Linked DNA regions of Homo sapiens: all the other regions are linked to region 1. Evidence: chromatin loops called from intact Hi-C (ENCODE). Cell type or tissue: endothelial cell of umbilical vein. All regions are shown on one strand. Each heading gives the region's core, and the rest is flanking DNA. Links, peaks and the distances in the headings are about the cores only. Region 1 has its middle 21 kb from the start of ARL11. Region 2 has its middle 120 kb from the start of CYSLTR2. Region 3 overlaps FNDC3A (fibronectin type III domain containing 3A). Region 4 overlaps LOC105370203 (a long non-coding RNA gene).

Region 1 (7,418 bases), core at 1,709-6,708:
CCAGGAGCAGTTCTGTCTCACAAGGGTAGATGCCTCTCTAGTCTCTGCTTGCTTTTTCACTGGGCTGCCTGGGGTCTCTTGTGTGTCTCAGCAGTTTAGCAGGCAGGCAGGGATTTGAGCGGAGCTTATACTCAGCTTTTCAATTCAGTCCTTCTGTGGCTCTGGCTCTCATTTTTACAGGATTCCCCCCTTGAATATCCAGTTGTCTGCTGCCTTAAACTTTATTCTCTGACACCTCAAGCTGGTATGGCTGTGGTTTTCTGCCACTAGAGCTGGAGGGTGTTGGGGAGTGACCCCCTGCTTAGGGGTCACAAACTCTTAGTTTTTACCTGATGCAGTATCCGTCATTCAAGAGTAAACCCTTCTCAAGAGTCATCTAACAAAAACACCAACAAATAGTTGTTTTTAAGAAATTTGTCCAGTTTTTATAATCATTATCTATGGAAGAAATTGCCCAATGTCTTCTATGATACTATTCCTAGAAATTCTGCCCTTTAGTGAACTTTAGACATTTTCTCCATATAGCCTTTATGTATTTTTAAACTTTATTACTAAGTATTTTAGGGTTTTTACTGTTATTGGTAATGGCGCTTTTGTCTAAATACATTTTCTAATTAGTTATTAATTTTTATATGTCTTTCCTATATTAAATTAAACTTATACTGAACTCTTCTTTGTTCTAATTGTTTTTTTAGTGGATTCTCTTGACTTGTCTATGGAGACAATCATTGTCTGCAAACGATGGTCGTGTTTAATTCCTTCCAACATTAGGCCTCCCGTTTCATTTACTTATTGGTCCATAAGTTCTAGTTGAATATTAAATAACAGCAGTGACAGAGGGCATACTTTCCTAATCCTTGTCTGTTTTTGTTACTATTGCTGTGAAGCAAATTACCTCAAAATTTAGTGGCTTAAAACAATTATTTTGTTTTGCTTATGATTTTGAGGGTCAGGATTTCAAGAAGGGCTAGATCACATTGTTCTCACTTAGGGTATCTCAAGCAGCTGCAGTCAGATGTCAGCTGGGGATGAAGTCACCTGACGGTTCACCTAGGCTGGATGTCCAGAATGGCTCACTCACATGGCTGACAGTTGATGCTGCTGTCAGCTGGGGGCTCAGTGAGACTAGCAACTGGAGTGCTTACAGATGGCCTCTACATGTTAGTTGGCCTCTTTCCAACATGGCATTCTCAGGGTAGTCAGACCACTTATGTGGAGGCTCAGGGATCTGAGACCAAGTATTCCAGTGAACAAGTAGGAATCTGTGTCACCTTTTCTGACCTAGCCTGAGAAGCCACACTTCTCAGTGTGTACCACTTATTCTGCATTTTATTGTTTGCAAGCAAATCGTTAAGTCTATCCGAATTCAAAGGGAGGGTACAAAGATGCCACCTCTCAATGGGTGGGGTGCCAAAGAATTTGTGACCATATTTTGTAAAAATCCATACATCACTTCAGTGGTGATGTTTCTAATGTTTTACCATTAAATGTAATATTTTCTCTAGGTTCTTGACAGATATCCTTTATAAGTTTGAGGACCCCTTAAATTCAATTATGAGCACATACAAAGAAACAGCAGTTGCCATTTGTTTTTCCTCATATACAAAGGAATATAATTCATGGAGAAGACTTGGGGAAAATTTATATTGTAAGATTTGTGAAATCTGGCTACATAGGTAAAGGTTAGTATACAATAGCAAATAATATTTAAGGATGTTATATTTTAGTCTGGAATATTTTAGAACATAAGTGGGATATTATTTTTTATCAATTGTAATTCAGTTAATATTTAGCAATAACTTGGCCAGGCACAGTGACTCACACCTGTAATCCCAGCACTCTGGGAAGCCAAGACAGGAGAATTGCTTGAAGCCAGGAGTTTGAGACCAGCCTGGGCAACATAGTGAGATCCTGTCTCTACAAAAACAATTTTTTTTTTAGTCAGGCATGGTGGCACACACCTGTAGTCCCAGGTAGGCTGTAGTCTCAGCTAGGCTGAGGTGGGAGGATCACTTGAACCCAGGAGGTAGAGGCCACCATGAGCTATGATCATGCGAGCAAGACCTTGCCTCTTAAAAAAAAAAAAGCAATATCCATCACATATTGCAAAGAGATGATTAGAGAAAAGAATGTAAGAAATTTCTTACAGAAACAATACATTTATTTTATATGGAAAGGAACCATTTTTCCTTTAAATAGGGAATCTAGACAATATTCATCTAAATAGCACATTTAATTTCACTAAAACCTCAGATCCCACTATAGAATCCTGCTGAGCTAGTTTAGATTAGACCATATGGTGAGCTCTTTAAGAAAAAGGAAGTGATCTCTTTCCTAAGCCCATACATACTACTTCAATGATAAGGAAGGCTGATTTGTAACACATAGGCCAAAGAGAAGAATGAACAAGAACCAGAGATGTGTCCCAGTCTCTAGAGCTGGGCTGAGTCAGGCCATCTGCACCTGACCTTTCTAGAACAAGGAGTGATGAGGCTTCTAGGGAAGCTATCACTGGGCCCATCATATCTGGTTACATGGTGATCAGAATGGAGATGATAAATGCTCTAAATGGAAGGCACAGCATGTCCTAAAAGATGAAAGGTTTACATAATATAGGCTTATTCATATACTTTTGGCCCCTGGGAACCACAGCCTTGGGACATATATACCCATGCTTGCGAAAATGTGGAAGCTGGGGAGGTGAGAAGGTAGTGAAAAAGCTGGAGTGTGAAGAAGTTTGGGTTTCCATAGACACCCCCTCTTTTCAAACCTTTTTTCAATTTAACCACAGTCACTGGATTAAATGAATCAATTTAGTTAGGTGGAAATAACAAGTTTATATATCAGTGTAAAAAAGGAACATAAAGAAAAGGATGATGTGGGTTTTTTTTTTCACCCTCAAGTAAATACAATTTTTCCCTTTTAATTGCTTTCTACAGTGAAATCAGGTGAGTTATAGTTGACATTTTATGTGTAATAGATATTTCAGAGTTTGCAGTGGTAGAAAAAGAAAGAAGTAGTAATAGGACCAAAGAAAAAAAGGAACATTTAATAACTGTATCAGAATGTGAGTACTGCTGCCTCCACCCACCAATCATTAGAAGCAAGTGTTAGAAGCAGCAGCTATACCAAGGCCAGGCACAGTGGCTTATGCCTGTAATCCCAGCTCTTTGGGAGGCTGAGGTGGGCAGATCTCTTGAGGCCAAGAGTTCGACACCAACCTGGCCAACATGGTAAAACCCCTCTATTAAAAATACAAAATTAGCCAGGTGTGGTGGCACGCACCTGTAATCTCAGCTACTCGGGAGGGTGAGGCAGGAGAATTGCTTGAACCTGGGAGGTGGTCAGGAGGCTGAGGTGGGAGAATTGCTTGAACCCAGGAGGTGGAGGTTGCAGTGAGCTGAGATTGCACCACTGCACTCCTGGCTGGGCAACAGAGTGAGACTTCGTCTTAAAAAATAAATGAATAAATACATAAAAATAGACGCAGCAGCAATACCAGACTTCCTCTTAGCCACCTGCTAGACCTATAGTCTTGCAAACAACTTCCGATGTCATTCCTGTCTTGATAAATGTAGAGAGAGTTCTGGGAAACGTCAGCCTGGCATGCTAGAACATAGTGAGCTTATACGGTGTTAAAACTCTAGGAAACTGTTAAGTTCTGACTCTCCTTCCATGAGGGTTTTTCATCCATTTTTGGCAGTCCTTCACACTACCTGTTTCCATTCCAAGGAATTCTGCCTCTTATTTTTTTATTTTTTATAGCGACAAGGTCTCACCCTGTTGCCCAGGCTGGTCTCAAATTCCTGGGCTCAAGCAATCCTCCCACCTCAGCTTCCCAAAGCACTGTGATTACAGGCATGACCCACCACACCTGGCCGGAATTCTGCCTTCTAATCTGGCTCATTGACCAACTTTTGAGTGAACTGAGATAAATCCTACAAATTGCTGAGTTTGTTTCCATGTTTGTGATGCACTGAAGTAGTCCTCTTGTGAATGTGCCTGGATCATATTATAAATGTTGTGGTCACTCCTGTAGCCAGTTTGGAAATATTGCAATAATTTCAGAATTGAAGAAATGTATCTTGAAATTAAAAACTACTTAAACCTATAGAATACACCTGGGTATTAATTTCTTATTAGACAGCATTAAATCTAGATTGGTTAGTAAGTGAACCAGAGGCAACCAAGTAAATGAGAATGAACCTTTAACTGATGCTAGGTTTGGGCCCGCGCCACATGGTGGCAGGCTTGCTCTGTGAAGTACTTCCTCTTCAGGACCAACAAACAATAGTGTTCCTAAACGCCATAAAGCTTTCCTCCAAGCCGTGACTCAGGGACCAAGGCTCCTTTCATTCTGTGGCCCCGCCATCTTCAACAAGCGGTTTCCAGGGTCTTTGCAGAAGGAGAAAGAACAAGAAGGACCACCGTGGGAGATCTGTGTGTGATCCCAGGAAAACAAACTTCATCAAGAAACAAGTTTCTGCTTTTCTTTTCTTTTCTTTTTTTTTTGACAGAGTCTCTGTAGCCCAGGCTGGAGTGCAGTGGTGCGATATCGGCTCACTACAACCTCCATCTCCCGGGCTCAAGCAATTCTTGTGCCTCAGCCTCCCGAGCAGCTGGGATTACAGGCATGCACCACCAAACCCAGCTAATTTTTGTATTTTAACTAAAGATGGGTTTTCGCCATGTTAGCCAGGCTGGTCTCGAACTCCTGACTTCAGGCGATCTGCCCTCCTCAGCCTCCCAAAATGCTGGGATTACAGGTGTGAGCCACTGCGCCCTTCAAGAAACAAGTTTTAATGCTAGTATTTAACTACATTAAATCACATTAAACTACATGGTTTAGGAAATTAATTTTTAGAAAGAATAACATAAGTTATTAAGTTGTGAAGATTGTATTTTCTTTTTTTTATTTTTATTTTTATTTTTGAGACAGAGTCTTGCTCTGTCCCCCAGGCTGGAGTGCAGTGGTGTGATCTTGGCTCACTGAAGCCTCTACCTCCTGGTTTCAAGTGATTTTCCTGTCTCAGCCTCCCGAATAGCTGGGATTACAGGCGCCCACCACCATGCCTGGCTAATTTTTTTTTTTGAGACGGAGTTTCACTCTTGTTGCCCAGGCTGGAGTGCAATGGCATGATCTTGGCTCACTGCAACCTCCGCCTCCCAGGTTCAAGTGATTCTCCTGCCTCAGCCTCCCAAGTAGCCGGGATTACAGGCATGTGCCACCACACCTGGCTAATTTTTTTTTTGTATTTTTAGTAGAGACGGGGTTTCTCCATGTTGGCCAGGCTGGTCTTGAACTCCTGACCTCAGGTGATCCACCCGCCTTGACCTTCCAAAGTGCTGGGATTACAGGTGTGAGCCACCGTGCCTGGCCTAATTTTTGTATTTTTAGTAGAGACGGGGTTTCACCATATTGGCCAGGCTGGTCTTGAACTCCTGACCTCAAGTGGTCCGCCCACCTCGGCCTCTCAAAGTGCTGGGATTACAGGCCCACTGCGCTCGGCCAAGATTGCATTCTCTTTAAAAAAATGTTACTTTACATCGTATGGTACATAGGCAGCAATGATTTAACCTTCAGTAGAACATTCCGCCTCTAAATCTCAGTATCATCTTCTCCAAAATGATGGGTTTGTATTTACTTAAAGTTCCATAATTATCATACCCCTCTTACAATTAAAAAAGGCTTAAATATTCTTCTTCAGTAAAAGGAATATCAGTCATGTTACAGTAGCTTTTTAAAGAATATGGTTTCTGGAGTTGGACTGCCTAGGTTTGAGTTTGAGTTCTGCCATTTATTAACTGTGAGGTATTAGGTATGGTACTCAGCCTATCAAAATTTCAGTTTCTTTCCAGGCATGGTGGCTCACACCTGTAATCTCAGCACTTTGGGAGACCCAGGTGGGCAGATGGTTTGAGTTTAGGAGTTAGAGACCAGCCTATGCAACATGGTGAAACTCCGTCTTTACAAAAAATAAAAAAATTAGCCAGGCACAGTGGCATGCACTTATAGTCCTAGCTACCAGGGAAGCTGAGATAGGAGGATTGCTGAAGCCTGGGAGGTCAAGGCTGCAATGAGCCATGAGCAAGACCCTGTCTCAAAAAAAAGAAAAAACAAACAAAAAAAAATGCAAAACAAAAAAAACGAGACTTGATTAGTCCACATTATATACATGTAACTAAATTTCACATGTACCCCATAAATTTGTACACGTAAAAAAGATTTCAATTTCCTCATCCATAAAGTGGGATAAGTTACTGCACATATCTTATAGGGTTGTTAGGATTAAATGGGAAAAACGTATGTATGGCAGAGACTGGCCAACTGTTTACTAAACTGTTTCTTTTTCTTCCTGAGCAAACAGTTAAACCACATTTTCCATCTTCACTTAAGTTAGCTGTGGCCATGCAACTGAGTCCTGATCAGTGGAATGTGAAAGTGTTAGCAGCAGTGAATCTGTACAGGTCTGCAGCAGCCTCAATTCTTGCCACCTCAGAAGAAAGAACTTGACTGAGGGGCATAAGGCAGAGGGAGAGACTGAGGCAAGTTTTAGAGCAGGAGTGAAAGTCTTTAAAAAGTTTTAGAGCAGGAATTTTAAAAAAGTACACTTGGAAGAGGGCCAAGCAGGTAACGTGAAAGATTCAAGTGTACAGTTTGACCTTTGACTCGGGGCTTTATACACTGGCATGCTTCCAGTGGGTAACATCTCTTCTCCCAGTTCTTCCTTTGGGGTGGGCTGTCTGCATTCGCACTGGCCTGCCAGCACTTGGGAGGAGCCGCATGTGCAGTGTGTTTACTGAAGCTGTGCACATGCTCACTTGAGGCGTTTTTCCCTTACCAGTTGAGTGTTCTAGAGGAAGGTCATATACTGGTTAAACTCTGCCATTTTGCCTTAGTTTTCATGCTTGAGCCCACTCACCCAACTCCTGAGATCTTACCAGGAAGCTGCTGATCACCAGTTTCGGGTGTTTTCTATTTATTGAGAGCCTGCCTTTCTCTGGCGCTGGCTGCAACCAATTATTATTTTAGAGAGACAGTTAACAACCGCCTGACCATTACCTGATGGTTTCCTGACATTCCTGGTTGTGGTAGGGGGGTGCTTTCCTGCCCTGCTCATGTCTGCCTACTACCTACTGTAACAAAAGGAAGAGAAGCGTGCTATTTCCAGGCTAAGCTCACACGCAGCTCTCCCACGGTGGTCCTCCTTGTTCTTTCCCCTTCTGCAAAGACCCTGGAAGCCACTTGTTGAAGATGGCAGGGCCACAAAATGAAAGGAGCCTTGGTCCGAGAGTCATGGTTTGGAGGAAAGCTTTATGCCTTTAGGAATACTATTAATAGCGTTTCTCTCAGTATTACAAACCAGAAGCCTACAGCCCTGAACTTAAAACACAAGCAATATAATGGTGATCTTGTC
Region 2 (7,879 bases), core at 1,662-6,661, 840 kb after region 1:
ATCTTCACCTTTCAGATGAAAACAAAACTAAATAAAATGAAAACCAAAAAAAAAAGTTCTGAGAAGTTGTAAATTATCCAAAGTCACATACTCAGAAAGGCCTGGAATCTGGATCACACAGAATAGAGGTAAGTAAGACATGGTCCATGCTCACTTGCAGATTTTCTACCCTGTAGTTTTCCACTCCATTTGTTTCTCCTGCAGGACAACTAATATTTTCTGAGTATCTGTAATGTTTCAGATACTGTCTTGGGACTGCAGACACAGTGGTTAAACACACACACACACACACACACACACACACACACACACACACACACACACAGTCTCTGCTTTCTGGGAACTTAATAGTAGGCAGTAGAGCTTTTAGTCTAGTCTGTACCACAAGTGAGCCCTTCCTCTCCAATGTTTCATGGACAGAAGGGGTGCCTGCCACAGTGACTCTACCTCTGCAGCAGCCCCTTCTTGAGCTGATGTGTTTTCTTCTGGTTGAGCACAAACATGTCGGGCTCAGTTATTCCTGCCCAGGTCCTGCAGTTGGCCTGCCTCACTAGCTGCTGGATAGTAGCCCTTCCTTGCTGGCAGGGGACATTAAGCTGACAACCTTCAGATGTCCTGACTGTTCCAGGCAACAGACAGAAGCTCCTCAGAAAGTCTGTGTTAATTCTCCCTTTCTTCAACACAGCTTCCTCTCTGTGGTCTTGGCAACCTCCAGGGCTAATATGCATCTAGTTAAGGTGCTAAGCTCAGACAGGGACTAGAAGCACCACAGGCAGCCGATAGGCTTACTATTCACACTGGGCGCCCACCTGAATGCATGTGGCAGTTTTTACCTTACAAGTGCCTCCCTGTCAGGGCTCAATGCCTCATGTGTTCTCATTTGTAAACTCAATATGTCTTGTTCCTTAGTGTGCTTGTCCTCCTGCTCTTTCCATCTGGGCCTAGGCTTCCAGAGGGTGCTACATTCTGTAGCTGCCCAATCAACAATTCCTTGTCACTAACAGGGGTATTCTTTTTTTTTTTTTTCTGACACAACATATAGATCATTTATTTTCCTTCTAGTCCTGGGTTCAGTACATAGATGGCTTCTTTTCACCCTTTGGGTTGACAATTTTCTCCAGGTTGCTGTTGATGATATGATAAAGCTCAGCATAGAAGGCCCTCAGGTCCAGCACCATGGCCCTGAGCTCCCCATAGGCTGCCTCATCTCGCTCATGCACCAAGGCCCGGTAATCCATTACATGAGTCTCCTCGGAGGCCTTGGCCGCAGCATCCCCACGTTCTGAGAATTACTTGGAAATGGTTGTCTGGAAAGCTTCCACTTTGGTCTTGACAGCATTCACCCTCTCCAGCACCTTCTCCTGGATTGCTACCCCAAAATCATTTCCATCTTCAATCTTGGGGATTAGGTGCTGGATCCATGTAATCACCAGAATGAATTTCTCTTTGAGAGTCCAGAATTCTGGCTTAACCAGGGCAAGCAGGGACAGGACTTTCTTATTCCCAGGGAGAAATCCACACTTAGGGACTTCTTTCTTCTCCTACTTATCTGTTTCCATCTCATCATCCTTGGGTGGAGGGTCTGGGTTGGGGATGTCCAGTGGGGCCCGGAGGGAAGTCAGGTCAGCCACACTGAGGGAGCCCTCTCGCAAGAGCTGATTCAGGTATGTGATTTTCTGTGGCAAGAATCTGTAGAGGAATTCCTCAGCCTCCTGGAAAAGGAAGGAAGACCTCCACCTGTTTGCGCTCAGGCGCACCCTACATGGCTTGGCCGTGCTGCTTCAGTTGCTAGATCTCTGGTCTCTAACAGGGGTATTCTTGATACCCCTGGAGATGTCTGCCAGTGACAACACATCCTTCTGACTCTAGTTTGCAAGGAGCTCACTGCTCTGGTACTAGGATACTATAATATTTGTATTCATCAGGGTTCTCCAGAAAAACAGAACCAATAAGATATATATCTATAGATATATAGATAGATAAATAGACATAAATATAAGAGGAGATTTATCATAGGAATAGGCTCACAAAGTTATGGAGGCAGAGAATTCCTACAATCTATTGTCTGCAAGCTAGAGAACAAGGAAAGCCAGTGTGTAATTCAGTCTGGGTTCAAAGGCCTGAGAACCAGTGTGAAGTGGGGTGATGATGTAAGTCCTAACCTGAATCCAAAAACTTGAGAACCAGGAGCACTGACAGGAGAAGATGGATGTCTCAGCTCAAGCAGAGGGTGATTTTTTTCCTCCTTCCACCTTTCTGATGATTCAGGCCCTCAGTGGTTTGGATCTGCTTTACTTGGTTCATCAGTTCAAATATGAAACTCTTCTGGAAATACCCTCACACATATACCCAGAAATAATGTTTACCAGCTCTCTGGGCATCCTTTGGCTCAGTCAAGTTAATACCTAAAATTAATCGTCAAACTATGTAAACTCAAAATAGGAACACAAAATGTCTAACTATGAACTGGGATTTTGATTCAGAAAGGTCAAATTCACAATGACCAAGTAGGCATGAATTCCCAGATCGCAGTGGATCTGTCCTAGTGAACTTAAATGATAGTAGCAGAGTAGACCTGGGGGTAATAGGGGGATCCATGAGTATCCTTGAGGGGAGGCAGTCTCATAGTGATCCCAGCTCATACCATCTCACTATTTGATCTACTTAATGACTCTTGGGTGGCCTTTGAAGCTAGGAATTGGGAACTCAGCTGGATAGCACTGGATATCTCCTGACAGGGAAGGTGACATAGGTATCTGTGGGGTTCAGACCATGCTTCTGCATACAGCTCTGCTCCAAATATGCCCTCCCACCACCCACCCATGGCCTTTGGCAGTGGGGTTAACGTTGAGCACCTGAAAACCTTCCATCTCAAAGTTCTAACAGCCTGATCGTTCCCTGGTGCAGGGGTGAGGAGTGGGAGGGAAGAATCAAGCTACCCTCAACAGAAGCAAAATGACTTCAGATGTGAAGAACAAGATGGAAACAGGTAGTTGGTAACATAAATTTTTGTCTTAAAAAAGAAATCAAACTCAAACCATTGGCGTCAAAAGTAGTGGAAGATGAGGATCATGAGAAAGAAAAAGTGTGTGTGTTTCTTTTTTTTTTTTTTTTTTACTGTGCTTCTGATTATAAAAATCAGAGGAGAAACATCAGGAAAAGGGCAGGACGGAAAGCCTTAGTCTCTTCTTCTCCCACGGGACACAAAATTAGCAACAACAGTCAGACCAAATGCCTCTGTAAGAAAACCAAAAGTCAGTTAAAAGGTTCTTATACTGATCACGAAGCCAACCACATTGAAGCCCAGTAGAAAAACCTGTGGCATTCTCCATTCTTTCTCATCAGAACATCCCTCCCACTCCAACATGTGATTGGGAGGAAACCCTCAACTCTTGTCTTCTCCTTGAGGTGAGAAAGGAGTGGAAGGGGTATCAGACCTCCTGATTTTTAGAGATGCTGCCCAAGGGACTTTTGTGTGCCTGAGACTGCACTGACTGGAATAGGTCACCTAAGGATTGCCAAGAACAATGATCAACTATGCACCAGAGTCAGTAGTACCAAAGATAGACACTGGGTGGAGCTCCAGTACCACTATTTACTACAGCACCAGAGAGGCTGCAGTATCACAGACAAACACCAGGGAGAGCTCCTGAATAGATGTTGGGAAACGTCTTCAAACAGATTACACCCACAAGCCGAGGAAAGACTTATACCCAGAAAATGCTTGAGAAGTTTCCAGAATTTCTAGCCTGGCTGACTGGAGAAATTCCTGTATGTATAAAACCAGATAATAGGAGAGTTGGCTGATTCTTAAAATGCTGAAACTGCAGCAACAAAACAACAAAACATGCAAAGACAGAGAACCATGACACTTTTAAAGGAACAAGTTAAATCTCCAGAAACTGACTTTAAAGAAACAGAGATATGTAAATTACCAGACAATTCAAAATTACTATCTTCAGGATGCTCAATGAATAAAAAGAGAGCACGGACTGACAACTAAACAAACTTAGAAAAGAAATGCATGAACAATGTGAAAATATCAATAAAGAGAATTTATGAAGAAGAATAAAACAGAAATCCTGGAATACAATAATTGAATTGAAAAATTTACTAGATGGTCTCAACAGCAGGCTTGACTAGGCAGAAGAAACAATCAACAAACTTGAAGATAGAAAACTTTTAAAAGGCAGAACAACAACAACAACAACAAAAGAACAATGAAGAGAGTCTAAGAGATTTCTGAGACACCATCAGGTAGAATAACATGTGCATTATGGGAGTTCCAAAAGGATAAGAAAAAGAAAAAGGGGTAGAGAATCTATTTGAAAAAATAATGGCACCCTGTTTTCCAAATCTATGAGAGAAATGAATGTGCAAATTCAAGAAGCTCAGAGAACTCCAAACAGAATAAATCTACACTGACATGCATCACAATCAAATTTTCAAAAGTCACAGATAAAGAGAGAATTTTGAAAGCATCAGGGGAAAAGTACTCATGATGTACAAGGGAGCACCAATATTATCAGCAGATTTCCCAGCGGAAACCTTGCAAACTAGAAGAGAGTGGGGTAATATATTCAACGTACCAAAAGAAAAAAACCCTGCCAACTAAAAATACTATGTCTGGCCAAGCTGTCCTTCAAAACTGAAGGAGAAATAAAGACCTTCTCAGATAAACAAAAGCTGAGGGAATCCGTAACCACTTGCCTTACCCTATAAAAAATGCAAAAGGAAGTCCTACAAATTGATACAAAAGAGTGATAAACAGCTGCAAAAAGCCCTATGAAAATGTTAAATTCCCTGGTAATGGTAAATATATAGAGATATATAGAATCCCGTAGTATTATTATACAGTTGAGTAAATCACTTATAAATCTGGTGTGAAAGCAAACTAAATATAGCCTGAGAAGGACTCTGTACTTTACATTTGAGTCCTTGTGGATGAACTATAACCTAGCTTAATAGACAGAAACAATTGTAAACCTAAGTTAGTGGTATGTAGTTGTAACAATAGCTAAGTCTTGGCCAATCCCAGTGGCCATACTTCAGCCATTCATATACTACTGAGTGTTCAAACTGTGTTCAAATAAGGCATACGCTGAGCTGTAACAAATCCAGCCACTCTGTACCTCACTGCTGATTTCTGTACATCATTTCCTTCTTTTTTTTTGGTCTATAAATCTTCTTACACCACATGGCTGCACTGGAGTCTCTGTGAATCTCCTATGATTCTGAAAGCTGCCCAATTCACGAACTGTTCATTGCTCAATTAAACTCCTTCAAATTTAATTTGGCTGAAGTTTTTATTTTATCACTGGTATAGAATAATTTTTAGCAAGCAAAAATATAATTATAAATATGTTAATGGATATATAATATAAAAAGGTATTTTGTGTCATCCACAACATAAAAGGGGACAGAAATGTAATGCAGTAATGTTTTTTTACATGATCATATATGCAAATGAGTTTATCAATGTAAAATAGATTGTTATAACTTTAAGATGTTTTATGTAATTGCATTTGTAACCACAAAGAAAATATTTATAGAGTATACACAAAAGGTAATGAGAAGGGACTCAAACATGACACTACAGTATGAAAGGAAAATAAATCTTAAGACCCCAAAAATCACCAAGCCAAGGGAAAAGTCAAGCTGGGAATTATGTCAGGCAAACCTGCCTCCTATTTTATTTCTAAATAAGATAGCTACAAAGGTAAGAAGCTACATACCTCTCTCACAATTTGCCCATAAGGAAATTCCTTATGGACAAAGGACAGAACTCAAAGTCATCCCTCCAAGGCTCACCTGAGGCAAATGCATATCCGATTGCTTCCTCTGCCCTATTGTTTATGTAAAAATGCAGATTCACTGAGCCAGACTAAATTGGATATTCAGTGGAAGGCTGATCAAGGACTCAAAAGAATACAACCTTTTGTCTCTTATCTACATGTGACCTAGAAGCTCCCACTTCTAGTTGTCCTGCCCTAGTGGAATGAACCAATGTACATCTTATACATATTGATTGATGTCTCATGTCTCCCTGAAATGTATAAAAGCAAGTTGTACCCTGAACACCTTGGGCACTTGTCATTAGGACCTCCTGAGGCTGTGTCACAGGCACATCCTTAACCTTGGCAAAATAAACTTTCTAAATTGACTGAGACCTGTCTCAGATATTTTGGGTTAACAACAACAACAAATCAACAAAATGCAAAGGAAATAAGCAAGAGATGAAAAGAAGTACAAAAAAGCTATAAGACAGACAGAAAATGATTTAACAAAATGGTAATAGCATATCCTTCCCTATCAGTAATTACTTTAAATGTAAGCAGATTAAATGCACCGATTAAAAGACATTGACAGGCTTAATGGATAAAAAACAAGATCCCACCATATGCTGTCTAAAAGAGACTCACTTTAGATCTAAGAACACACATAGGCTAAAAGAGTGGGAAAAGATATTCCATATAATGAGAACCTAGAGAGAGCAGAGGTGGCCATACTTACACTAGACAAAATAGACTTTAAGAAAAAACTCACAAGAGATGAAGAAGGACATTATATAAAGATTAAAGGGCTGATTCACCCAGAAGATATAACAATTATTAATGTATATCCACCTAGCAGCGGAGAACCCATATGAAGCAAACATCCACAGAAATAAAGACATAAAATTATACAAAGTATTTTTCTCTTACCACAATGAAATAAAATTAATCAATAGCAGAAGGAAAACAGAAAAATCTATAAATGTGGAAATTTGGCAATACACTCTCAAACAACCAATAGATCAAAGAATAAATCAGAGGAGAATTTAGAAAATATCTGGAGCCAAATAAAAATGAAAATACAACATGCCAAAACTTACAGGATGCAGCAAAAGCTCTACTAAGAAGGGAGTTTATAGTGATAAATGTTTACATTAAAAAAAAGAGTTCAAGTTAATAACCTAAACTTCCACCTCATGAAACTAGAAAAAGAACAAACTAAACCTAAGTTAGAAGAAAGGAGATAATAAGATTACAGTAGAGATAAATGAGATAGAGAATAGCAAAACAATAGAGAAACCAATGAAACTGAGTTTTTTTAAGATCAACAAAATTGACAAATGATTAGTTGACTAAGAGAAAAGACTCAAATAGATACAACTAGAAATGAAAGAGAAGGCATTACAACTGATATTGCAAAAGTTAAAAGGATTACAAAAGACTACTATGAACAATTACACCCAATAAGTTGTATAACCTAGCAGAAATGGATAAATTGCTAGACACAACCTACCAAGACTGAATCCTGAAGAAATAAAATATCTGGACAGGCTTATAACTAGCAAGGAGATTGAAGCACTAGTCAAAAACCTCCAAACCTCCAAACAAACAAACAAACCCAGGACTAGTGGCTTCACTGAAGAATTCTACCATACATTCTTTAAAACTTATCAATCCTTCTCAAACTCTTCTAAAGAATTGAAGAGGAGGTAACACTTCCAAACTCATTATATTAGGCTAATATTACTCTGACACCGTGGACAAAGATATTAAAAACAAGAAAAGAAAATTACAGACTAACATTCTTGATGAATATCAGTGCAAAAATCCTCAAAGAAATACCGGTAAACTGAATTCAACAGCACATTAAAAGGGTCATGCACCATGACTAAGTGGCACTTATACCTGGAATGCAAGGATGGTTCACCATATAAAAATCAATCAATGAAATATACCACATTAACAAATTGAAGGACAAAATCACATTATCATCTCAATCAATTCAGAAAAAGCATTTGACAAAATTCAATGCCCTTTTATGATAATAACACTGAACAAACTAGGAAGAGAAGAAAACTACCTTCAATATATATAATAAACAATAT
Region 3 (7,879 bases), core at 1,590-6,589, 510 kb after region 1:
TTGGTCCACTTCCCTTATTCTACATGATCTCTCAAGATGATCTTATTTACTACTCTCATGAAAGATTATCATTCTGTATCTCATCCAGACTTTTTCTTGAGCTCTAGATCTATAATACTTAATTTACATAAAACTCAAAACCAGTTATTTTTTCCATCAATAGTCACTCCGCCTCTGTGTTTCCCATGATAAGTTAATCTTAAGCCAGAAATGTGAGAATAATCCTAGACTCTATTTTCCCCCCATCTCAATTTCCACATCATCTATTTGGAAGTTCTGACAGTTTTATCTCCTAAATATCTCTCAAATCCATGTTCTCTTCTACTCCATTGCTATTGCCTTAGCAGCACTAGGCTCTTTCTAGAACTATTCCAGTATTCTCCTAATGGGTCTCCTTGCCCCCAGTCCCTAGCAATTGATACATCTCTCACACTAATGCTAACCTGATCTAAAAAACAAATTTCATTGTATCCTCCTCTGCTTATAACCCAGAGACCATTCTGTATTGTGATGAGATGAAGTCCAAATTCTTTACTGTAGCCTACTATGCTTCCACATGAACTGGGTGATGCCACTCAAACTGGTAAAATACCAGTCTATCCTTGTCAATACTGTGTGAACCACATTTGTTTTCACTGGGATCAAAATGTCTTCAAATGGAATTTTGTTACTATTTTGCTATTTTATCATTCATTTTATTATAATTTGTTATAGCTTAAACATAAGGCAGCATAAGGTAGTGATGAAGAACATGGACTCAGCTAGCCCATCTAATTCTAATGACAGCTTATAGCTGTGAGACCTTTCAAGTTACTTAACCTCTTTGTATCTTAGTTTTCTCACATGTAAACTGGAAATAATTATTCTATTTCATAGAGATATTATGCAGATTAAATAAGTTCATATTTGTACAGCACTTAGAACAGTGTTTGGTACACAGTAAGTGCTTAAGCAATGTCACCTAAGCACAGTGCTAGTGCTTGTATTGACAAGCCTACCTGAAAATCAATAGTTCAGGAATGGTAGTTAATATGTTAAAATATTATGAAGAAATCCAAACAACTGCTATGACATGCCATGCTATTAAGATAGCTCTCTGCAAAATATCTGAGATAATATTACAAAAATAAGCAGGTACATTTTTAAGTTTGCTAAAATTATCATATAATTAAACAAGAATGGAAAAATGAAAAATATGCTGGTCACTGCATAATGCATTCCTATAAACTGTAATCTCCTCAATGCATCCTCTGTGTTTATTCCTATAGAAAAATTGTTTGACACATATACTCAAATTAATGAGGTCTTTAGGGAACAAAAAATACAAGCATCCTGTATTGTCCTCACTATAACCAAAAGGTCCTTGAATGTAGTGACCACGTCACTAACACTGAGGATGAGAACTCTGTGGCAAATGGGAGAATAGTAAGGGTATGAAGTTAAGTCTTGTTAAGTTTTCTTAGAAGGGTTCTGAAGGTAGGAGTCAATATCGCCTAAAGCACACAAAAAGCACTGACATTTGGATGGAAAACCCAACACTATTATGCCCTAAGTATCTGCTAGTTACATATAATAAAGCAAAATGTACCTATATTTATCTCACTGAAACTATTGTGAAGAAAGATCCTAAACTGTTTCTAGTAAGTAAGGGATATTATATGGAAAACAATCAGTGAATTAGTAGCTCAACCCATTCCAAAAGACAATTTAAGGTGATTTAAGATATATGTAGCACCAAAACCAAACCAAAACACAAGCCATGATAAATTGAAGAAAAGGGAAAATTAATATAGAAAAAACAATAAGAATAAAGAGTAAGCTTAAAAAAATCAAGAAAAAAAAAGCTACGCTTGCTTCATGCCTGTAATCCCAGCATTTGGGGAGGCTGAGGTGGGAGGAATGCTTAAGCCCAAGAGTTAGAGACCAGCCTGGGCAAAACAGTGAGATAAATAAATACATAAAAATTTAAAAAGGAGGAAGGCTAGTCTTATGCTCTTACTAGAGGATGAGCAATAAAAGCTCTCTGCTTTGTGTAAGCTGAAACATGATTAAAATCAGGTACCAAGGACCACGCTGTTAAGTTGGTTAAGTTAGTTCTTCCCTTCTGCAGTTTAAGTATTGCCCACACTGCCATACAACATGATTCCAATGATTTGGCTTAAAAAAAAAAAAAAAAAAAAAACTAAAGCAGGTATAGTCCAAGATGACTTCTACCATATATAAAATTCAGTAAAGCATCCATAAATGTCCAACTTTTAGCAACATGTCCTCCAATATAGTTGCAAAATGAACAGCTACAACAGATGAATCAGTTGATTTGCAGAAAGAGATTGTCAGCTATGAGGCAAATTAAAAGAAGAGTTGATTTTGATTTTTTTTTTCCTGGCAAACCAGATCAGCTGTTTATTAAGGCTGCTGTTAGATTATAATAATCAGGGTCATTTGCATGTCCAAAAATTTAAAAGGTAGACTCGTTCAGCTAAACAAAGAGTGGTTTCAGGTCACTAAGATATAAAAGGATGGGATGTGAGGTACACTCTTGTACTCTTCTACCTATTTTTATCTGATATTTCAAAAGACTGACTCTGACCCTGACTCTGATTCTTGTGGCAGTATTAAAGTGCAGGTTCTGAATAAGCATCTAAATAATATGTGTTAAACTCATGCAGCTTAGAGCTTAATTGACACATGTCCACAGAGTCGAGGGACCAAGGAAAGATCAATGAAATCTGCAACTAACCAGGTGCTCCATGGGAAGGAGTCTATTGCCAGGGAGTGACTGACAATGAAATAAGCAAATAGTCTAAAGGGAGATAAGGGGAGTGAAGAATTAGAAACTATAATTTTGTCCTTGGGCACAAATCAAACCTTGTTTCTTCTCCTTTTAACTGTTTCTCATTTTCTCACCCAGGTTTTACCTCTTATCCCGTTCAGAGGCCTTAATCAACCTGCATATCTCACCAGATAGTCGCTGATTTCTTTCTCTATAATTTTCCCCTTTACTTATACTAAGATGTCGATTCAACAAAAGTTTTACTTTACATTATACATGCTAATAGGAAAGCAATGTGAGGATCAGTCTAAGGCCAAATATATTTTGGATTGATTTGAGGGGTGAGGGTGCCTGGATAAGGTTAGGAGGTTAGATATTAACCAGAAAATGGTCAATACAGAAGTTATCTGTGTTCTAAGTTAGTATTTCCCAAACATTTGGATTTATGTGACAGCAAAATTTCAAAACAAATTCTGGGGACTCATTAACCAGCTTTTCATTAGGCCAAGTAAAGACATTAAAAGTTAAGAAGAAATTAAGAACGGATAGAAGGAAGTCTATCCTATATTGTCACATCAATTCATAAAAAGAGGATACTGTAACTTCAAACATTATAAAAGATTTAACTTCAGAATTTTTAAAAAGTCTTAAGTAAATAAATTTAACTTAATGAAAAACCACTACATTATCTTTATTATTCCTATTTCCTAGACTGATGAAATATCCCTACATCTATGGAAAAGGGTTTGGGAATAACGCTTAGCGTAAGAGGGATAGGGATTTATCTTTCAGGCTGGCTGAGCTCTGGTGACAGGAAGAAGGAGGAAACAGAGCAGAGGTAGGATAATTATATTATCATCATCCAATCAAGAACACTTCTGAAAGTGAAAAAGGGGGCTAAAAATCATTAAAAATACATCATTTGGTATGTTTCTTTATTGACTGATATATTTTAATTACACTGAGGGAGATAAAGTTCTAACAAAATCTATCGAAAAATAAAATGCTTTATTAAAAAACATATGCAAGTACATTAAAGAGCATTTAAAGGTATTCTTCATATTGAGTATCTGAATATTGGAGTAATATAAATGGAACAATTATTCTTAGTATATATGTATTTTAATTTCTTAGCTATACCTGTCTTTAATTCCTTATCACTGGTATTTAATTGAAAAATTTCTTCTTTCAAATAGTCATCCTAATTTTTAAAATAAAATTGCTTACAATGTTGTATTTTATGGTTTATAAACTTAAAGCTGCTGATACCTTCAATTGACTCTTTTTTGTAATATTTTAAGACTACAACATTTATATTAAGAAAAACTGTTTCTAAGGTGCTATCTGGTAAGCTGGGAGCATATCTGCTAAGTGGAGGATACTCTCAGTTCTATTTTTTGTTTCTTATCGAGATGTGTAAATACTTCAAATATTTTTACAATATTAAGTACTATAAAAATGTTACATATTTTTACAAATCTCACTGAATCGTCTTTATTTTTCTTCTGCATGTTTCACCAAATTTAGACCTTGTTTTTGAGCTCATTATTGCTGAGAGAGTTTACTGCAAGATAAAAAAGTACTGCCAAGTAACAGTTATACACAATACAATAAGTGATAAAAATCATTCAAGCTATTTTTTATATATTCAGTGGCAGAAATATTTAATTTCCTCATATTTATTTATTTAACCTATATGCTTCCCACTGGTCCTTCCACTTGGTGCCCTGGTGACACCAAGTGGCCAGCAAAGACAGCAGCATCAAATACTTCTGCCACTACTACCAGGAAACTGAAAGGAGTTAGTTCCCAGTCCTTTAAATCTAAGCACACTTTCACTTACTGTTAATTAAGACTTGCTTCTGGCAAGGGTCAGGAAGAGAGAATGATTTATTTTGGGTTGTCTAAGATTTAACCACAAGTTTAAAGTGAAAAAGAGACAGATGAGCTACTTACTAGAGATCAAGGTGGAAGCTGGAAATTCAAAATGGTGGTCAACCAAATCTATCACAACTTATTTTAATGAACTACTAATAATATTGTTTTAAAAATGATAAATCCAAGACAAATGTCATACCAGTTAGATATCAAGATGAGGCAAAAACCAGAACTGTCTTAGACAAATTGGGATATAAGGTCCCCTTACTAATAAGGAATGCTTATTTATTAAGGCTATGAAACACCTAGCAACATTTATTCATATAAGGCAGGCAATTAGTGTAAGCCTTGATCTAGGAACTCACCAAATTGGTGAGTCAGAACTTGGGAACAGAATAAGGAAGTTACAGGAGAAAGAGAAAAGATCAAGGTCATTATTCATGCTTAGATGTTTAGAGACCTTTCTTTTCCTTGGAAATTTATTATTCTTTTTAAAGTTTGGATAAAGCAGAATGCTTAAATTAGGGGCCTAAGTATGATTCAGAATTGTGGATAATTTCATTATCTGTGTACAAGTAACTGAAAATTTCTATGATTAGATTTGCAGCACAATTAGATGTATCAGTGATAAACACTAAGTAGAGTACATTTGAAGAATGACTTATGGTTAGAATCTACCTTTAGCACTAAATTGAACTGCATATAAATAGAAAACTTGAAGGAGATGTGTTTACCAAGCACCTGTTTCTAAACAAGAAATTATTTTTAGTGCACTTGTTTAGAAAGCTGCAGAGGCTGTGATATTAATGTCCATGAATGCAGCAGGTTGTGAACATTACTATTTTTAGTATCAGCCTAATATGAACAATGATGAATCATTCTTTTGTTATTTTAGTAGGAAGGAGCACTTAGGATTTACTGCAGCACATTAGGTTAACTATGCCTCAATAACTGAACACCCACACTTTGACATCACACGGCAGTGATATGGATCAGTGACGCAAATCCTGTCAGGATCAAACATTAAGGCCACAGACTGAAAAAAACTGCTCAAGTGACAAAGCAGGCTAGTCATCTACCATGCAGACTGCATTAAATCAGTACTGCTAGTGTCAAAAAGGGTTGTGCTAGGTTCTCTTTTTACATAATATCTAAACTTTTTTATTTTAATTATAGATTGCCCATACAACAGAATCTATATGTTAGTTTCCTCACAGCTTCTGTGCTTTAAGGTCTGGGCCCTTAGAAACATGTCTTAAGGTTCTACTAGCCATCTGAATTATCTGTAAAAAGGCTTCTGTATCTAGGCTTTTTAGACTATCTTCTGCAGATATGTTGCCATTTATTAAGCATTTTATATAATATGCTGTGCTTGACAAAATATCACTTTGATTCAGATTTGGAGCACTACACTATGGCCTTACAATTTACTGTAATTTCAGGTCTTCTTCCCAATAGTCACTTCTTCTTTGGGCCTATAATTTTAAAACTTTATTAGTCTTTTCGGGCATCAAAATATCAATTTTTTAATGGTTACAGCTGGATGGCTTATGAGTAATCATATGTATAAGGTTTCGAAATATATTATCCCTGAAAACACACCCACACCTAATTGGAAATCTTCTCTTCTATAAAAGGAACAGAACTTACCCCTGGAGGCTTGGCACAGAATGTTCACATCCTGCTGTAGGTTCTCCCAAAAAGAAACTAGGCCTGTACACTTAAAGCATTACCCTTCCTGTTAGTTTATGTTGTAAGACTGGCACTTCCCAGGGGAACTGGAAAACCAAACAGAGATCAAAGCTGGAGGCACATCTAATAACCTTTCATTCTGTCATCATTACTCTGACATAGACTAACATGAAAACATGCCAAGGGCCTTTTCCCATACCCTCAGGCTTTTGCTTTGGTGGCGTTTCCTCAACCAGTGTTGTTTCTTAAGAAAAAGTGTTTAAAAAAAAAATGTAAAAAAGCAAGGGCTTTCCCTCATTCTAAGTTTTTTTTTTTTTTAACTGCTAATCATCTAAAAGAAATATTTGGAAAATATAAAAACTGCTGAGACAGTTGTTCTCATAGTTCTTCTTGTCTGTGAAATTTGTAAATCATCCTAGTTTCTTCTCACCCTCCACACTGAGCTTCCAGGTCTCATTCTTATTACTATAGTTTTGGTTATCCCCTGCTTAAAATCCTTCAATGGTTCCCTTTCCTTTCAGAATAAAATGTGAAATCTCTAGCGTGGCATATAACGGTACTTGCAAAGTAGCATATATTTTTAGTCTCATTTTCAGATACTCTCCCATGCAGTCTCTTCTCTAAGCTACCTCTCTAATCACAGTTTTTCCGTTTCCTCTAATCTGTGTGTGCTTGGGCTTTGCACATGCTGTTCCTTCTGTCTCGAAGATACTTTTCTATTTATTTTTTTCTTCTGGCTAACTTCTACTTCTTCAAGCATCATATTTTCCTAAGCACTCAATGACTTCCCTATGCTTGCTCAGGTATTCCTACCCTGGCCTCCCACATAAACTCCATCATAGCACTTAGCATGGCCTTCTTTGTTTTAACTGTGGGTTACTTTTCTGTCTGTTGTACTAGGCTGTGAGGCAAGGCCTAAGTCTTTCAAATAACTGTCAAGAATGAGTTGCCCCTCAGGACATGAAAAGGCACTTAAAACAAATTCTCTCTCTAGGGAAAAGAGCACACATTCAGTGACTGTGTTTTCTGTGTTCTAGCAAGTGGCTGAATACAGAAGACTGGACACAAAAGAAGTGAGAAACTTCAGCACATTAAGACTAAAAATAATATTAAAATATTGAAATATGATGGTATTTTACTGTAATGATGAAAGGATTTTCCAAAAATATCGAAGGATTACATGATAAAGCAAAAGGGAATGTCAAAGACAGAACTCTGTTAAACCATAAAGAATGGAAACTGGATTTGATTAAAATTCATTCTTTAAAAGTGAATGAACATCTTCAAACAATGGTATCACATGGGTTTTGGGATCAGAGAATCCAATGCTAACTCTACTCAACTCTGGTAGAGTCATAATTTTAACCTCTGGAGCCATAGAGAAAATAACATACCTGTAAAGAAATCCTGTCCTGCAACCATTATGTTATTTTGTGATTCTTATGGTTAATGGTGACATGTTTGGATGCACTTTAATCAAAGACCATAACCACAGTCAGGAGCACAAGTCACACTTCTCTAGATACAGGAAGAAAC
Region 4 (7,879 bases), core at 1,808-6,807, 370 kb after region 1:
TTTTTAAATCAATAAACAATTCTATATATCAAGTGGAAGGACCATGGGCTTTGATATGAGAGAGACAAGCTGTATTCACACTCTAAGAACAGAAGTTATTTACCAGTTACTGTATCAGTTGGCTTAGACCCGGCTTGCTGTGGGTAACAAATGTGAACCCCCAAAATCTAAGACGGGTCTCAGTTAATTTAGAAAGTTTATTTTGCCAAAGTTAAGGATATGCGCCTGTGACAGCCTCAGGAGGTCTTGACGACATGTGCCCAAGGTGGTCAGAGCACAGCTTGGTTTTGTACATTTTAGGGAGATATGAAACATCCATCAACATATGTAAGATGAACATTGGTTTGGTCTGGAAAGGTGGGACATCTCGAAGTTGGGAGGGGGCTTCCAGGTCTTAGGTAGATAAGAAACAAATGCTAGCATTCTTTTGAGCTTCTGATTACCCTTTCTAAAGGAGGCAATCAGATATACATTTATCTCAGTGAGCAGAGGGATGACTTGAATAGAAGGGAGTCAGGTTTGTCCTAAGCAGTTCCCAGCTTGACTTTTCCCTTTAGCTTAGTGATTTTGGGGCCCCAAGATTCATTTTCCTTTCACACAAATGACCATGAAATCTCAGTGGCTTGCCCCCACAAAGGTTAATTTTTACTCATGTTACATGCTGCTGCTCCTGTGAATTGGCTCTGGGATCCAGGCTAAAGGAGCAGCCTCTGTCCTTTCTTTCTTTTTTCCACCCTCAGTTCCCCTGTATGTGACTCACCTTCCTAGCATGCTAGTTGCTTCTTTGGCTTTCCAGCCCCTTCCTCTTCCTCTGCTGTAATAGCCTCTTCTCCCTTGAAGGGGAGGGGAGGGGAGGTTATCAAATGCCTTTTTGACTGACTTACTCAGGGAAGAAGGAAGGGAGGAAGGAATAGCCCAGGGAAAGAAGGAAGGAAAGGATGATGGTAAAACATTTATCACAAATTTTCATGAAGGGCTACATGATCCCAAGTAGTATGGTGCTTGGCAAAGCACAGGTGCTCAATACTGTTGATTGTCCCTCCCTTTTTCATCTTTCATTTACCTATTCTCTAAGTAGCCTGAATTTTCTTTTATTCTAGGTCCTGTGGATTGGGAATGTTAGTCTTAGCAGTGTGTTTATTAGGACAGAATCCTCTCAACAAAGCAAGCTGATGGTCTGTGGAGTTGATCATAGTCACTGAATCTGTAGCTGGATCTGCTGATGCTGGTGGTGCTTATGGAATACCTGGCTTGTGGAAGAAAATGTACCTTACACTCAATTTTGCTCTTGTGAGAAGGCACTCCATGACCAGTGCCAGAGACACTGGGTTTTAGCAGATAAAGCATTTACCTATAGGGTCACCAAAGGAGGAGATGGGAGGGAATCTTAAATCCATCTGTCTGAGGAGTTTGGGGCTACAGTCTTTAGGGTTTTGGAGTGGGCCCAAGTGTGGAGAGTGTTCACTGGTCGAAGAGCACAGGGTGAAGTCATGGGACAGGGAGATGAAGAAGCTGTGTTCTTATGCTCATCCCGTTCTTCTGTGAGGGTCTCCAAACTGGTCGCTGAAATTTGGATCTGAGAACATCTTAAGCAATCCTTAAACAAAAGCCTTATGATTCCGTCAGAGATCATCTCTATAGGAACAACAGGGATGCAAATCCATTTTTAAACAGTCTTATTGAAGTAGGATATTTCCCTGACCGCTTTGCAGGACTCGCAATAGGGGTGCCCCATTTACTCAGCCCACAGCTCTCAACTCCTTGCGGGAGGGAGCGCATGAGCAAATAAGGCAGGAACTGGAGTACACAACCACTGGAATCAGCTGGCCACTTCGTCACCAGCAGGAGTGAACTCCACTCATTCGGACTCACTGCTCTCCACCCCTTATGGGAGGGAGCACACAGGTGAGCAGGTGCAGGAGCCAGGTGAGCACTTTTGAGCACCAGCAGGAGCAAACTCCATGCATGCCCCCAAGGCAGTATCTGGTGGGGTTCCTGCAACCCCTGAAGCCCCAGAGGGAGTGTTACAGTGGTCTTTTAGCTCTGCCATTTGCAGACAGCTTAAGTGTTAGCAGCTCTGCAGAGCCTCCCTCTGCCTTTTCATGTGAGGGAGCTGTCTTCCACCAGTGAGGGCAAAGGGCCAGTGTGACAGCCTTTTGCATCTGCACTTGTGGCTCCTAGGCTCTTGTTTGGCATCCAGGAGAAATGAGTTTGGACGAAGGAATTGAAAGATGGTAAAAACAGGATTTTATCGCTGATAAAAGTGGCCCTCAGCAGGAAGGGGAGCTGAAAAGGGGATGGGGTGGGAAGGTAATCTTCCCCTGAAGTCCGGCTGTCTCTGGCCAGATTCTTCTCTGAAGTTATGCTGTCAAGCTGTCTCTCTGAAGTCAAGCCACTTCTCTCAGACGTTGAGCCATAGTCTCTGATGTCCAGCTGCTTCTCCTTTTTGCCGGCTGAGTCTGGGGTTTTTATAAGCACAGGATAGGGGGCAGGGCGGGCCATGGGTGGTTTTGGAAAAGGCAACATTTGAGCGGGAGAACAGGGATGTAAGTTCTCACTTTGGGCTGCAGTCTCAGGCTTTTTGGCTTGAGGATGGGACTTTGCCAGGGACCTGCCCCTGTCTGCCTAGAATTTCTCTGCCTCCTGTCTCCATCATTATAATCTTAATGTCAGAAATCCTATCTTTAGGAACAATGGGGATGCAAATGGTCAGGATCTAGTGACTTTTGGCAACAAGGAAGTGTGCTGAATTGTGGCCTGATTAGTTCTTTTTTTTTTTTTTTTTAAGACAGAGTCTCATTCTGTTGCCCAGGTAGGCTGGAGTGTAGTGGCACAATACTGGCTCAATGCAACCTCTGCCTCCTAGGTTCAAGTGATTCTCATGCCTCTGCCTCCTGAATAGCAAGGATTACAGACACATGCCACCAAGCCTGGCTAATTTTTGTATTTTTAGTAGAGACCAGGTTTTACCGTGTTGGCCAGGCTGGTCTCGAACTCCTGAACTCAAGCGATCCACCCACCTTGGCCTCCCAAAGTGCTGGGATTAGACGTGTGAGCTACCGTGCCTGTCTGATTAGTTCTTTTTTTTTTTGTAGATACGGAGTCTTGCTCTGTCGCCCCAGGCTGGAGTGCAGTGGCACGATCTCGGCTCACTGCAACCTCTGCCTCCCAGGTTCAAGCATTTCTCCTGCCTCAGCCTCCCGAGTAGCTGGGACTACAGGCACATGCTGCCATGCCCAGCTAATTTCTTTTGTATTTTAGCAGAGATGGGGTTTCACCGTGTTGCCTAGGCTGGTCTCGAACTCCTGAGCTCAGGCACTCTGCCGGCCTTGGCCTCCCAAAGTGCTAGGATTACAGGCGTGAGCCACCGCGCCCGGCTGATTCATTCTTAATTATAACTATATTTCTGTCCAGAACCCAGCATGCCATTCTTGTCAACCCTGTGGGGATGGTTTCAATTTGGTCATTTCGGGCAAAAAATGTGATTATCCCCACCACCCTGAGTCTGGAGATTAAGGTTTGCTAAGCAATTCTTAGAAGGCCATTCCTGGCAGCACTTAAACCCTGAGGAAGCAAAAAGAAACCTGAAACAAAATCCAGATGCCCTTCAGGAATATGTGCTTTGTTATGGAGGGCAGTGCTGCCAAAGAGAAATGACTTCTCAGATTTTCCATATATTGTCCCAAATAATCTTCTCAGAAAAATAAACTTGGTGCCACGTAGATTAATGTGCTGCAGAGTAAGAATGTTCAGGCAGCCCTGGAAATGGTGCTCCCCTGAGGTGGGAAGGACTGGCAAGCCCACTTTCCCTTGTTCTCCCAAACTCTCTACCAAAAGCCTGCCTGAGAGGGGGTGGGCAGAGGGGCCTGGGCAGCACAGTCAATGTCCAAGCTCATTTTGGGTCCCTGTTTGTGTGGCACCTCTGGACTGTCAGGTAGGGCCACCTGGGTTCAGGTATTTCTGAATCAGCATTCCTATAGAAGTTATCTAATTAGACACATTAGAAATCAACAGAAGGAGGGCTGGGTGCAGTGGCTTGTGCCCATAGTCCCATCCCTTTGGGAGGCCAAAGCCAGAGAATCACTTGAGGCCAGGAGTTCAAGACCAGCCTGGGCAACATAGCGAGACTCCATCTCTACAAAACACTTTTTAAAATTAGCCAGTTGTGGTAATGTGCACCTGTAGCCACAGCCACTCCAGAGGCTAAGGTGAGAGGATCGCTTGAGCCCAAGAGTTTGAGGCTGCAGTGAGCTATGATTGCACCACTGTATGCCAGCCTGGGCAACAGAGTGAGACAGCATCTCTAAACAAAAATAAAAAAGAAATCAACAGAAGACACTAGAGGGAGGGGTAGGGATGAGAGGATGGATAGGAGAGGGAGTAGGGAGGAAACTAACACTGATGGAATATCTGCTATGATCAGACACCCTATGTAACGATAATGATAATAGTAATAATAGTATCTTACATTATTGAGCCTTTACAGTGTTCCAGGCTCTGTTCTAGGTACTTTATGTTTATTATCTCATTTGCTCCTTCCAGCAACCTTGTGATGTGGGCAATATTATTTAGCTCCACTTATAGGAACCAAGACATTCGGTAACTTGCCCCAATAGACATAGCTTGAAAGGGGTGGGGGCAGGATATAAATGGACATTATGACTTCATTTACTACCCACAACAACCCTATGAAATAGATTTTTATCATCTCCATTACGCAGGTGAGGAAACTAAGGCCCTCAGACCAGCAACATCGCCATCATGTGGGAGCTTGTGAGAAAAGCAGAATCTTGGGCTGCACTTCAGACTTTCTGAGTCAGAATCTGTACATCCACCACTGGGCTAGGCCAGTGGGCTCCAGCGATTCTCCAACTGGAGTATGCATAAGAGTCCCTCAGAGACTATGTTAAAACCCAGATTTCTGGGTCCCAGCCTTAGAGATTCTGAATCAGTGGTTTTTAGCTAAAGTATTTTGGCCCTCTGTAGAATTGCTTTTACCAAAAGCAACTGATACCAAGTACTTTTTGGTATCGTATCATCTGCTGATGTTAACTGATGATACCAAGTACTTTTTGGTATCATATCATCTGCTGATGTTAACTGATGCTACAAGCAAAATTTTCATACCAGATTCGAGCAAGTGTCAAAGTTTTATTTGGCCCGGAGTTTACAAACTTTTTTGGAAAGGCCCAGATAGCAAATATTTTAGGTTTTTCAGACCATTTAGTCTGTGTCACAACTATTCCATTCTGCTACAAAAGCAGCCATAGATGATATGAAAACGACTGAGTGTGGCCGTTTTCCAATAAAACTCAATTAACTCCCCCTCATTTAACTCCTAAAATGAGTGAACCGTTGGTGGCAGCAATGAGACCTAGTTCAGAGTGTATTTGAGGAACAGGATTTAAATACTTGAAGAGAAAAGGATTCTCTAAAATAGCTAAGTTAGGTACAATATGCCTGGTTAACTTTCTTTAGGGCAATAAAACCATATACTTTTGGGTTAACTTTTTAAAAAAGATTTTATTTTTTTAGAGCAGTTTTAGGTTCACAGCAAAATGGGGTGGAAAATAGAGATTTCCCATATGGCCCCTGCCACACACATGCACAGCCTCCCCAACTATTAACATCCCCCACCAGAGTGGTGCATTTGTTACAGTTGATGAACCTACACTGACATGTCATCATCACCCAAAGTCCACAGTTTACATTGGAATTCACTCTTGGTGTTGTACATTCTCTGGGTTTGGGCAAATGTGTAGGGACATGTGTCCACCATTGTAGTATATCATACAGAGTAGTTTCACTGCCTTAAAAATCCTCCGTGCTTTGCTTTATTCATCCCTGCACCCTAACTCCTGGCAACACTAGTCTTCTTTTTTACTGTCTCCATAGTTTTGCCTTTTCTAGAATGTCATATAGTTGGAATCATTGTATGTAGTTGTGGAGGCTAACGCAACTCCATCTTGGATGCCAATCCGCCCTGTTGACTTCTTGATTAACCTCAATTTAGGGAAGGCTGCTATCTTCCATTTTATCTACTGTTCCTTGTGTAAGAGCTTGTACTTACTGTAAATCCTGCCCTTAGGTCAAAACTCCCTTGACCATAAATTCTGCTCTAGGCAGATTCACATAGCATCTTGCCTTTCCCTATAATTGTCCTACACATTCCTTCCCTATGACATGGAAGCCCTGGGTCTGTGGGGGTCATAGTGTGGGAATCCAACACCTTGTCTGGCAGCTGCCCAGGACATTGTGGCTTCTCTTCCTAAGTCCCTATTAAATGTTTTTGTTTGTTTGTTTGTTTGTTTTTTCCTGAGAAACCAAATGTGTCAGCCTCTTTCTTGGCCTCTTAGCTTCCGCAGACTTTAGGGGTAGATTTCCATAGACCTGCCCATTGCAGAACAGTAGTCTTTTCAGACTGGCTTCTCTCTTAGCAATATGCATTATTTAAGTTTCCTCCATATCTTTTCGGGCTTGATAGCTCATTTATTTTTAGTGCCAAATAATATTCCATTGCTTGGTTGTAGCATAGTTATTTATCTATTCACTTACCGAACAACATCTTGGTTGCTTCCAAGTTTGGACAATGATAAAATTAAAAAAAAAAAAAAAAGAAGCTTCTGCAAACACCCATGTGCAGGTTTTTCTGTGGACATATTTTCAACTCCTTTGGGTAAATACCAAGGAGTATGTTTGTTAGATCATATGGTAAGAGTATGTTTAGTTTTGTAAGAAACTGCCAAACTATCTTCCAAAGTAACTGTACCTTTTTTTCCTTTCTAACAGAAATGAATGTATAAACCAAAAATAAAATTCTAAGCCCCCCAACCATCTGATTGGACCCCTCCTCTCGACCAAGGGCATTCCAAAGTTAACCTGAAAAACTAGTTCAGGTCAACTTTCAGGCCATGATGGGAAGGAGGAGCTGGACCTGCCTCATTATGCCCTCCTCCATTTTGGAATTACTGATAGAATAGAGTCTTTAAGTCTGATAAGAAACCTTTACAATCTATTCTCTCTGAAGCCTGCTACCTGGAGGCTTCGCCTGCATGATAAAACTTTGGTCTCTACAACTGCCTATCTTAACCCAGACATTCCTTTCTATTGATTCCAGGTCTTTAGATAATAACTCTTTCAAACAATTGCCAGTCAGAAAACCTGTGAATCCAACTATGACCTGGAAGTCCCCACTTCCGGTTTTCCTGCCTTTCCAGACCTAACCAGTATACATCTTACATGTATTAATTGATGTCTTATATCTCCCTAAATTGTATAAAACCAACTTGTACCCTGACCACCTTGGACACATGTTCTCAGGATCTCCTGAGGGCTGTGTCACGGGTCATTGGTCTCTCATATTTAGCTCAAAGTAAATCTCTTCAAAGATTTTTTTAGAATTTGACTCTTTTCATTGACAAATGAGAGCTCTGGTTGCTCCACTTCCTCACCTGCATTTGTTATTGTCAGTGTTCTGGAATTTGGCCATTGTAATAGGTATATAGTGGTATCTTGTTTGGGGTTAATTTACTTATTTAAAAAGGCTATAAAATCCTAACACTTTTTCAGTTTCAGCAAGGTAATCTCTTTTTAGAGGGCTATGCTTCTATGAATTGTGTGCTATTAATTTAAAAAATGTGACAACAAACTTGCATTCCCCCCGAATATCAAATGAGAGTTCCCTTTAACAATGTCCTGCTTTTATTCAAGCAGTCATGTTATTTTCTAATACTAGAAAATGTGACTGGGCACAATGGCTCACGCCTGTAATCCCACCACTTTGGGAAGCCAAGGCAGGTGGATCACGAAGTCAGGAGTTTGAGACCAGCCTGGCTAACATGGCAAAACCCTATCTCTACTAAATACTAAAATTAGCCGG

What was found. Peaks named below come from ENCODE experiments on the same cell type or tissue, not always from the same donor. Only the 100,000 strongest peaks of a DNase experiment are listed, where the experiment ranks them.
Region 2: a loop joins it to region 1, with 11 times the contacts of the local background. A loop is called at or near these places in 3 of 110 quality-filtered maps.
Region 3: a loop joins it to region 1, with 6 times the contacts of the local background. A loop is called at or near these places in 5 of 110 quality-filtered maps.
Region 4: a loop joins it to region 1, with 9 times the contacts of the local background. A loop is called at or near these places in 18 of 110 quality-filtered maps.

The regions. Positions count from the first base shown.
Region 1 is chr13:49,604,068-49,611,485 of GRCh38, reverse strand. No RefSeq gene overlaps it. Among named protein-coding and RNA genes, the nearest start is that of ARL11, 21 kb to the left of the region's middle. RefSeq lists an enhancer at 4,381-4,600. In endothelial cell of umbilical vein, for the core only: a CTCF peak has its summit at 4,254; a DNase peak (open chromatin) is centred at 4,255; H3K4me3 peaks cover 283 bases; H3K27ac peaks cover 242 bases.
Region 2 is chr13:48,765,021-48,772,899 of GRCh38, reverse strand. It overlaps the pseudogene PSME2P2. Among named protein-coding and RNA genes, the nearest start is that of CYSLTR2, 120 kb to the right of the region's middle. In endothelial cell of umbilical vein, for the core only: a CTCF peak has its summit at 3,592 (motif pointing right); a DNase peak (open chromatin) is centred at 3,659; H3K27me3 peaks cover 780 bases.
Region 3 is chr13:49,096,098-49,103,976 of GRCh38, reverse strand. The region is part of intron 3 of FNDC3A (fibronectin type III domain containing 3A); the gene reads right to left. Among named protein-coding and RNA genes, the nearest start is that of MLNR, 120 kb to the left of the region's middle. In endothelial cell of umbilical vein, for the core only: a CTCF peak has its summit at 4,562; DNase peaks (open chromatin) are centred at 4,786, 4,996 and 5,606; H3K27ac peaks cover 2,123 bases.
Region 4 is chr13:49,237,109-49,244,987 of GRCh38, reverse strand. The region is part of intron 1 of LOC105370203 (a long non-coding RNA gene); the gene reads left to right. Among named protein-coding and RNA genes, the nearest start is that of CDADC1, 6.9 kb to the left of the region's middle. In endothelial cell of umbilical vein, for the core only: a CTCF peak has its summit at 4,768; no DNase peak of the experiment used is centred there.